Regions from separate parts of the Homo sapiens genome. Here region 2 is linked to region 1. A link is an interaction called in ENCODE POLR2A ChIA-PET data of the cell type or tissue named here. Cell type or tissue: Panc1. All regions are shown on one strand. Each heading gives the region's core, and the rest is flanking DNA. Links, peaks and the distances in the headings are about the cores only. Region 1 overlaps LOC107986053 (a long non-coding RNA gene). Region 2 overlaps LINC02015 (long intergenic non-protein coding RNA 2015).

Region 1 (5,378 bases), core at 53-5,052:
CAACAAGGATTTGAGACCAGAAAACATATTACCTTAAGTGAAACAAGCTTTATTATTTCAATTTATCAATTAAGACATGTTTAATCATGAGATTCTAACAAAAATCTGAGCCCTTGATTCAGAGATCATACTACCATGATAATATCTGCATTTTCAGTGGATACTTAACAATGTAAATGAATTAACACTTTCTATCAAATATCAGCCCTGTAATGGATGATTATTCTTACACAGTATTCTCTTCTGCACTCTCATTCTAATTTGTATCATCTGATGCAATAAACTCTTTGGCCCAGAATTAGTAATACAATAAAATCAAGCCATTTTAGAAGGCTCTTAAGGTGCTGAGTTGTTTTCTAGGTTGTACTTTACTTAAAACGTGATATTCCAGAACAGAGGTGCCAAAGGTTGCTGTTGCTGAGAGTCATTTATCTATAGCCTCAATAACAAAGCTAGTGTTAGATATGAAATCATTCATAATACTTCTCAGCAAAGAAAGTATACTCGAGGGCTCCAATTTAAGCCCTTATAGCAAAAAGAAACCGAAACCTAGAATTGGAATTGTCTTGATAGCCTCAATTTACTATTTGAGGGGTTGGAGTGGAAGAGATAGGATTTAATTCTCTTTCCACAGGGAAAGAGAAAACTGTCATGAAGTTAAAAAGTCATAGACCAAAAGTTCTTCCCCTTTCGTGAGGGGAAACTACCGTAATTCCCCCAAAGTGCAGAGACCTTCCTTCTCAAGTGAATGGAGCAGACAGAAACCATGCCAGCTTTGTTCCTTTCTCCTGGAATCCTAGGGGTGTGGAAGAAGTGGTGTGGTAGTAATTGTGTGGTTTTTTTTTTTTTGGTATGTCTTTGAGAAAAGGACCCTTGAAATATAGTGAGTCAGCCAGGCATGGTGGCTCACGCCTGTAATCCCAGCACTTTGGGAGGCCAAGGCAGGAGGATCACTTGAGGTCAGGAGTTTGAGACCAGCCTAGCCAACATGGTGAACCCCGTCTTTACTAAAAATACAAAAATTAGCTGGGTTTGGTGGCACGTGCCTGTAATCCCAGCTCTGTCTAGGTTCAGTCCTCCTGGGTTAAAGTGATTCTCCTGCCTCAGCCTCCACAGCAGCTGCGATTACAGGTGCCCATCACCGTGCCCGGCTAATTTTTGTACTTTTAGTAGAGACAGGGTTCACCATGTTGGCTAGGCTGGTCTCGAACTCCTGACCTCAAGTGATCCTCCTGCCTTGGCCTCCCAAAGTGCTGGGATTACAGGCGTGAGCCACCATGCCCAGTCTTTTGTTTCTTTTGAGACAGGGTCTCACTCTGTTGTCCAGGCTGGAGTGCAGTGGCACAATCATAGCTCACTGCAGCCTCGGCCTCTCGGGCTCAGGTGATTCTTCCACCTAGCCTCTCAAGCAGCTAGGACAACAGGCATACATCACTACGCCAGCTAATTTTTTTTTATTTTTTGTACAGATGAGGTTTTGCCATGAGTGCTCAAGCAATCTACCTGCCTTAGCCTCCCAAAGTGGTGGGATTACAGGCATAAGCCACCATGTCCAGCCCAAAGCTAGTTTTAAATACGTAGTAATACCACTCATCGAGCTGCTTGGTGATGAAGCCCCATTAAAATGACTCCTAGGCTCCAATTTAAACTCAGATAACAGAGAAACCTCAGATTGGAATTAGGGGAGGTGGAAGCTCTGCTCTGTGCAGTCACTTAAGAGACCTTCTTTCCGAAGTCTTTGCAATACCCAGGAAGTCAGAGCCCTCCAGCACAGCCTCAGATAAGGGACAAAAGAGAGTGGATGTAGAAAGCACACCTGTCAACTGCCATGGCCCACAAGTGCCTCCCATCGCCCTGCTCACAACGCACTGGAGAGAGAGCTCTCTATGGTCCCTTCCTAGATTCAAGGCACATGGGCTATGCAAGCCAGCAGTGTGCCCAGGAGGGCAAGAACATGGCAAATGGGAAGCAGCTAGCCAATCTCAGAAATTCTCAGTAAATATTTGTTAGATTAAATGAACTACTTCTTATGTATTATTATAATTTTTTTTTTGAGACAGAGTCGTGCTTTGTCGCCCAGGCTGGAGTGCAATGGCACAATCTCCGCTCACCACAACCTCCGCTTCCTGGGTTCAAGCGATTCTCCTGCCTCAGCCTCCCAAGTAGCTGGGATCACAGGCATGTGCCACTACACCTGGCTAATTTTTTTGTATTTTTAGTAGAGATGGTGTTTCACCATGTTGGCCAGGCTGGTCTCGAACTCCTGACCTTGTGAACCGCCTGCCTTGGCCTCCCAAATTACTGGGATTACAGGCGTGAGCCACCGGGCCTGGCCCTAAATGAACTACTTCTTTCTGACTTCTGTATATTGAAATGAATCATCCTAGACCTTACACTTAGACCTTGCTAAAGCTGTGGTAATAGCTCCCTGTTTATAGCTCCCGGAAAACATCTGTATGTAACAAGAAAGTCTTGGTGACACAATTCCTTAACCCAAGACAATGGATTGAGGATGGTGAGAAGGGAGTAGACCTGACCTATACCCTCTGAAGTGGCATTTATATATGCAGTACTTGACTATTGTGACTACTAATATATTTTTACCTCTCCGGGAACAGCAACTCCCATGAAGTGTGTATTATTTATTTAACACTTATGTAGCGCTTGTCCTCTTGCAGGAAATCTTCAAAGCATTTTACTAATGTGAAATGGTTGAATTCTCATAAGCCTATGAGGCACCGTTTAGCTCCATATTGTAGTCGGGAAAACTGAGGCACAGAGAAAACAGGAAACTGCCTAAGAATAATAGCTCATAAACAATGGGGCAGAGTTTCAAAACCAGAGAGTTGGGTTCCAAAGACTGAGCTCGTAACCACCATACCATGCTATCTGTCCTCATGTAAGCCTCTCCCTCTCTTTTGCCACGCTTGAGTTTGCACTCCGGGATATCATATACACAAGTACGGGTTTGGCTAACATTTTTATAGAGCCACTGCTCTTTCATATTGTTTCTAGTTGGCAGTTACAAATAGAAATGGAGCCTGATGGCCAGGCACGTTGGCTCACACTTGCAATCTCAGCACTATGGGAGGCCAAGGTGGGCAGATTACTTGAGGTCAGGAGTTCGAGACCAGCCTGGGCAATATGGTGAAGCCCCGTCTCTACTAAAAATACAAAAATTAGCTGGGAGTAGTGGTGCATGCCTGTAATCCCAGCTACTTGGGAGGCTGAGGCAGGAGGATGGCTTGAACCCGAGAGGCAGAGGTTGCAGTGAGCCGAGATTGTGCCACTGCCCTCCAGCCTGGGCGACAGAGCAAGACACCATGTCAAAAAAGAAAGACAGAAAGAAAGAAAGAAAGAAAGAAGGAGAGAACGAGAGAAAGAAAGGAAAAAAGGAAGAAAGAAAGAAAGAGAAATGGAGCCTTATAAACATACATTTCAGGCTCAACAATCAAATTCCAGAAATCGGCCGGGCGCGGTTGCTCACGCCTGTAATCCTAGCATTTTGGGAGGCCGAGACTGTAGATCGCCTGAGGTCAGGAGTTTGAGACCAGCCTGGCCAACATAGTGAAACTTCATCTCTACTAAAAATACAAAAAAATAGCTGGGCGTGTTGTCGGGCACCTGTAATCCCAGCTACTTGGGAGGCTGAGGCAGGAGAATTGCTTGAACCCGGGAGGCGGAGGTTGCCATGAGCTGAGATCGCGCCACTGCACTCCAGCCTGGGCAACAAGAGTGAAACACCGTCTCAAAAAAAAAAAATTCCGGAAATTCTTAATACATTTCCCAATTCATGTTATGTCATCAGACTTAAACAATGAAGAGAATTCCAGGCTCTAAGAACAAGCCTTTTATCCTTACCTTACAAATTATATTTCATTCATTCATTTATTCATTTTATTCAACCAATATTTATTAAATCCCCTCATAAGCCATAAGAGACAATTGTGAGCAAAATAGACGTTGTCCATCCTGTCATGAGCCTTGTGGCCATACTTGAATCAAATATGCTTACAAATGCACAGAAAATTACGACTGTAAAAGTTCTGTGAAAAAGTGTAATCATATAAATTTGCATGATGGGGAATGCAAATAAGTCTGAAGAGGCTTACTTCCCTAAAAATGTGACATTTGAGTAGGAGTTAAATAAGTTGAGGGAGGCATGAGAAGGGAAGACTATTTCAAGCAAAAGAAATAACCTTTGTAAAGGTTCTTCAAAAGGAAGAAGATAGTAGTTTGGAAGGAATTGAAGAAAGACAAATGTGAGAGGCAGTCAGTGAGCACAGGAGAGGGAGGCATAGGAAGATTAGGGTCCCAAGGGGGTTCTCAGGTCACAGTGAGGACTTTGGTGTTTTTCCAAGAGCGGTGGAAATCCAATGAAAGATTTTAAGTGGGAGGGGCCAGGCGCAGTGGCTCACGCCTGTAATCCCAGCACTTTGGGAGGCCCAGGCGGGCAGATCACGAGGTCAGGAGTTGGAGACCAGCTGGCCAACATAGCGAAACCCCGTCTCTACTTAAAATACATAGCGAAACCCCGTCTCTACTTAAAATACAAAAATTAGCCATGCGCGGTGGCTTACGCCTGTAATCCTAGCACTTTGTGAGGCCGAGGCGGGCAGATCACGAGGTCAGGATATCGAGACCATCCTGGCTAACACGGTGAAACCCCGTCTCTACTAAAAATACAAAAAAATTAGCCGGGCGTGGTGATGGGCGCCTATAGTCCCAGCTACTTGGGAGGCTGAGGCAGGAGAATGGCGTGAACCCGGGAGGCGGAGCTTGCAGTGAGCGGAGATCGTGCCACTGCACTCCAGCCTGGGCAACAGAGCGAGACTCTGTCTCAAAAAAAAAAAAAATTAGCTTGGTGTGGTGGCGCGTGCCTGTAGTCCCAGCTACTCGGGAGGCTGAGGCAAAAGAATCGCTTGAACCCGGGAGGCGGAGATTGTGGTGAGCCAAGATCGCGCCACTGAACTCCAGCCTGGGCAACAGAGCGAGATTCTGTCTCAAAAAAAAAAAAAAAAAGGCCAGGCACAGTGGCTCACACCTATAATCCCAGCACTTTGGGAGGCCAAGGCGAGCTGATCACCTGAGGTCGGAAGTTCAAGACCAGCCTGGCCAACATGGCAAAATCCCGTCTCCACCAAAAATACAAAAATCAGCTGGGCGTGGTGGCGGGAGCCTGTAATCTCAGCTACTCGGGAGGCTGAGGCAGGAGAATTGCTTGAACCCAGGAGGCGAAGGTTGTGGTGAGCCAAGATGGCACCATTGCACTCCAGCCTGGGCAGCAAGAGCGAAACTCCGTCCCTGCCCGCCCCACACGCCCCCCCCCCACCCCCCCCACAAAAAAGAAGAAGAATTTAAGCGACGTGATCCTTTGC
Region 2 (5,378 bases), core at 283-5,282, 630 kb after region 1:
GAAACAAATATACAGGCTAGTACCTAGATGTCTTGTAGGTATTCAAGGCACATAAGCTGTGTGTCTATATTTTAGCAAAACTGGGTTCACAGTACATAATTGCAAAGTAAATCCTTGTTGATTGATAAAAAATTTAAAAATTGTCTTTTGCATTATGTAGAATTTTATTAGAAATGTGGGTTAGTGAGGGAGGATGGGTTGGAGTAGCAGTTTTAAACATGTTAGCAAGACCTTCACAAATCCCAAGAAATAAAAGTAGAGCAGGAAGATGCGGTCTTTTTACCAGGTGACAGTCATAATATTTGTAAAATAGGGTCATATCTTAACCATGTTGAATTTTTCTGTGTTTAATAACACCTAGCAGAAAGTTTAGTGTATATTTGAGGAATTAAAATAACCAATTTTCTATGGCAAACCCCATTTAGCAAGATCAAATTTTATACTTTAACTATTTTTTCAAATGTTCTTTTTTGTGTCCCAAAACAAGTTATTCAAAACATAAATTGACCCCCAAAAGGAATACATGAGTTTGAAGTAGGGAGATTCAAATTACATATTGCTAAGAAATACTTTCAGATAACTTGGTTTCTCAACTCAAGGAATATGCTTCTAGCTTTTCTTCTTCTTCTCCTTCTTCTCCTTGTTCCCCTTCTTTTTCTTCTCTTTCTCCTTCTTCTCCTTCTTCTGCTTCTGTTTCTGCTTCTGCTTCTCTTCTTCTTCTTTTTTTTTTTTGAAATCTTGAAGGAATTAGTACCTATTTCCATGGAATTAGCCCAATTTTCTTCCTCTTCCTGGTATTGAGTATGCTATGTTAAAATAAAGAGGAGGCTGGGCACAGTGGTTCATGCCTGTAATCCCAGCATTTTGGGAGGCTGAGGCAGGTGGATCACCTGAGGTCGGGAATTTGAGACCAGCCTGACCAACATGGAGAAACCCTGTCTCTACTAAAAATACAAAATTAAGTGGGCGTGGTGGTGCATGCCTGTAATCCCAGCTACCTGGGAGGCTGATGCAAGAGGATTGCTTGAACCCGAGAGGCGGAGGTTGCAGTGAGCCGAGATTGCACCATTGCATTCCAGCCTGGGCAACAAGAGTGAAACTCTTTCTCAAAAAAAAAAAAAAAAAAAAAAAAAAGAAGAGGAAAGAGATCTCAGGCATGGATACACAGGTTCATGTTGGGAATGGCTAAAAGTAACACTGGTTAGCAGGTTTGAAGTTACTTCCAATTCTCTTTCTCATTCATTCAAAATGTTCATTGGGGAATGGTATAACAAGACAATGTGCTCAGTGCTAGTCATAAAAATGAACAAAGGAAAGTTAGTACCCTCTAAGAGATCCACAGGCCAGTGGAAAAGACAAAATGAATAACTGAATACATAACTGAATATATGATTATAAGCATACTCCATTCTATTATTGTTTATAAATTAATTTCTGTATTAATCATTATAACCATATACAGGGCATCTGTCTGGTGTTTTACAGATGTTGTTCTATTTGTACCTTCAAAGTAGGTGTTATCCTAATTTCAGAGCAGTGGAAACCAAGGCTTAGAGAGGATATACCACAGACATGTCTAGGATGTAGTTAAGATTTGAACTCATTCTGTCTGACTTTCTAGTCCTCAGTCTTTCAACCAGAGCCCTCTACCATCTAAGACGGACTTTAGCCAAACTTTTCAGCCTGCAGTATGAATGCATAACTTTGTAACCATGCCCAGGGTAAAAAACTTCAAAGGAGCTTGAAACTGATTTTCCCTTGTTTTGGTAATTTGTATTTTATTCTTTCTTAAACTCGGATAAATAAATAATCACCAAACACACAGAGGAAAAAAATCAGATTTGTTTTGTGTTAGCCATATGTTTCCATTTAAAATATCATGTTGGGAGAGGATGGTGGTTAGGAGCAGCAGGCATGTGGTGATTTTGCACATAATGGCACATGCTGGGTCTGTGTTCTGACAGGAAGTTTCAGCTTCTCTTTGAAGCTGTGCTTTCTACTTAGTGGAGTCATGCAAAGGCTTTCTTTGTCCCAACTTCAATTCTATAGCAACCAGAGTAGATGATTGGCCTGGGCACTAAGAGCCTCGTGCACAATTTAGTGTTGTAAACGTGTTGGCTCTCTGCTATGCTGAAGAGACTGAGCTAGCTGCTGGGAGGGCTACAGTTCCTTGGTCCCTTGCTATCCTGTAGCTTGCTTTCTGGTGGGGGAAAGCCTCCTATGACGAGGGATATATTAAGACTAAGAGAAGTCAGAGCATAATGCTCTAAGAGCGTGACCTCCAGTAATCTCAAAGGAGTACTAATTGTCAAGGGGAAGCTCACTTTCAGGCAGAAGCATGAAGAAAGGAAAGCAAAATTTATTGACTGTACTATGCAATATTGCTTACTCCTCAACACAACAATGTGAGGGATGTGCACTTCTTGTATTTTTTTTTTTTTTTTTTTGAGATGGAGTCTCACTCTGTCACCCAGGCTGGACTGCAGTGACACGATCTCTGCCCACTGCCACCACTGCCTCCCAGGTTCAAGCAATTCTCCTGCCTCAGCCTCCTGAGTAGCTGGGATTACAGCCACCATACCCAACTATTTTTTAAAAATATTTTTAGTAGAGACAGGGTTTCACCATGTCAGCTAGGCTGGTATCGAACTCCTGACCTCAAGTGATTTGCCTACCTCGACCTCCCAAAGTGCTGGGATTATAGGTGTGAGCCACCATGCCTAGCCTTGTATATTTTTTGTTTAAAAAATGAGATAAGTGTAACTGAAAATTAAAAATGTGTTAGAGCATATACAATGAAAAATAACTCCTCATCTCACTTCAATCTCTTAGTCTATCCCCAAGAGCAAGCAGAGTAAAAGATTCCTGTTTATTTTCCTGGTAATATTCTAATTAAATGTATGTGCATTTCATTGTATGCATCCTTTATTTCTATACAAATAAGAGTACACTAAATACCCTGTTCTGGACCTGACAGTTTTCCCTCAACAGCATATCCTAAAGTACTTTAAGTGACAATAGGTACATATGGCTTCACCTGTATATTTTTGTTTGTTCGTTTGTTTATGGCTACATAGTTTTCAATATATACGTTGGATTTTTGACAGACCAATAAATAGTGTCCCTCTATCTCTGCCCCCTTCCCATGGGTTCTGAAGAGTTTGAGAAGGAAAACAAATAGTTGGCATAAGGAGGCCACAAATTTAATTTTATTGCAGATAGAGGCAAGACTAGAAGTTAGAGTTTTGTGTGAATAGTCAAGCAGGCTTGTTATTACTGAAGCTGTGTATGTAGATCTTGTTGTGTAGCCTACAGCAGTTCCCAAAATGAAAAGTACAGTTGGGACAAGATCTACCAGTCAGATAAGTGATACCACCTTCTCACAGGTGGAGTGAGTCAAGGGCAAAAGCAAGATCATCAGGGTGCTTTAAAAACTCCTTTGCACAAAAACCTGAATAGAGTAGAAGGTACTCCTCTCTAACTGTATAGGCGGAGAGCATCCTTATTTAGCTAGTCCCCTGTGGATGGTAGTTTAGGTTAGTTCCATTCCTGCTACTGAGCATGCATTTTTGTTATTCTTTTTCTTTTCTTTTTTTTTTTTTTTTTTGAGTCTCACCCTATCACCCAGGCAGGAGTGCAATGGCGCAATTTTGGCTCACTGCAACCTCCACCTCCCGGGTTCAAATGATTCTCCTTCTCCTGCCTCAGCCTCCCAAGTAGTTGGGATTACAGGTGCCCGCCACCATGCCTGGCTATTTTTTGTATTTTTAGTAGAGACGGGGTTTCACCATATTGGCCGGGCTGGTCTCGAACTCCTGAGCTCGTGATCCGCCCACCTCAGCCTCCCAAAGTGCTGGGATTACAGGCGTGAGCCACCGCACCCGGCCTGTCATTCTTTTTTTTACAGAAAAAGAAACTGTGGTTCTGTGAGTTTAAGTGTTCATGGTTACACAGCTAATGAGAGGGGGAGTCAGAATTCTGATTCACATCTGACTTCAATTCCAGGGCTCATCATTTCTCACATCCTCTACTCACCCAATTACTAGCATCTGTATGGAAAATCAGTAAGAGTCTGAGTCCATTTTTACTAAATCAGTAACAGTCTGAGTCCATTTTTATTAAATCTTCTTATTGTTTTCCTCATAATCCCCATGTGAGGCAGTTGAAGCAGGAGTATGGTCTCTATTTTCTAGAAAAATAAATGGAGATTCAAAAAGGTTGTTACTTCTTTACTTAACATCACTAGTTAATGGCCAGGTCTAAGACTCAACCTCCTTTCACTTCAGACCCTTCTCCTGTATGTCAGAGAGCCTTGGACTAGCCAGTGAAATATGAATGCAGACCAAGGGATTAGTGTTATCGGTGGCACGTTGATGGGAAAGAGCGGTGTTTGCTCCAGGAGTGACAAGGAGTCTCCTTTCAATGATATCTAGATTATATCCTTTTTAGGCATCTGTGTTTGTGGTCTGTGTGTCAGAGCTTCCTGGGAAATGTCTAAAATGTAAATTCCTAGACTTCACTTAGACCTACAGACTATATGGAAAGAAAACCTGGAATCTGCATTTTAACAAGATACCTAAGATATTCTGATGGAAGTTAGTCTATGAATTGGGATGGAAGAACCCTGCTTTGAGGAATTTTAAAAAGTTTTGTTTTTTGGTATATAGTAAATGAGTCATAATCAGAATTGTGTCTTCAGGCAGTGTGTTATTGTGGAAAGAACATGGGCTTTGGCATTAGCTAAACTTAAATTGATTCCTCATTCTGCCATTTATTAGGTGGGTGAACTTGGAGAAGTTATGAGTCTCACTGAATCTCAGCCAGCTCACGTACATCACAGGTCTGCAATGAGGATTAAATGAGATGATGTATGTTAAGAGCCTGCCCTCAGGCTCTACAAATGTGACTTCCTCTCCATTTTGTTTTCTTCTAGTATTTTTTTCAATAATCTATCTCATCTTCTCCACCCATGATCACTCTGAAAGCAGTTTCTTGGTTTTATTTATCATCTCATTGCTATTACTTATGGTCCCTGCTATAGAAAAAAAGGACAGATGCCCAGCAGGGTCAGGTTTTCTTTAACCAGACTGCTGCATGCACAGGCCTTGTTACTCTACTCGTTCTGTAAGATCCATGGAGGAAGATAAGCAAAGCGCGTTTACCATGTGCCTTCTCAGAGGACATGTACATTTGTTAGTGAATTCTGAGTCATTAACAAAACGTTGCCTTAAAATGGTTTGCATTAAAATGAAATTTTACTTGTGTTCCTTAAATGTCTTGGAATGTGCTGGGACTGCTGTAGGCAAGCTTTGGAAGCAGGCCCTTCTCATTTTCCTGTTACCTTCCATCTCTCTGGGTTCAGTGGGCTTCAGTGTGTT

What was found. Peaks named below come from ENCODE experiments on the same cell type or tissue, not always from the same donor. Only the 100,000 strongest peaks of a DNase experiment are listed, where the experiment ranks them.
Region 2: POLR2A ChIA-PET joins it to region 1 with 15 read pairs; 1 of 35 experiments calls an interaction of 5 or more read pairs at or near these places.

The regions. Positions count from the first base shown.
Region 1 is chr3:177,242,979-177,248,356 of GRCh38, forward strand. The region is part of intron 2 of LOC107986053 (a long non-coding RNA gene); the gene reads left to right. Among named protein-coding and RNA genes, the nearest start is that of TBL1XR1, 48 kb to the left of the region's middle. In Panc1, for the core only: no CTCF peak of the experiment used is centred there; no DNase peak of the experiment used is centred there; H3K27ac peaks cover 1,678 bases.
Region 2 is chr3:177,874,005-177,879,382 of GRCh38, forward strand. All of the region lies in intron 1 of LINC02015 (long intergenic non-protein coding RNA 2015), which reads left to right. Among named protein-coding and RNA genes, the nearest start is that of LINC02015, 60 kb to the left of the region's middle. In Panc1, for the core only: no CTCF peak of the experiment used is centred there; no DNase peak of the experiment used is centred there; H3K27ac peaks cover 1,105 bases.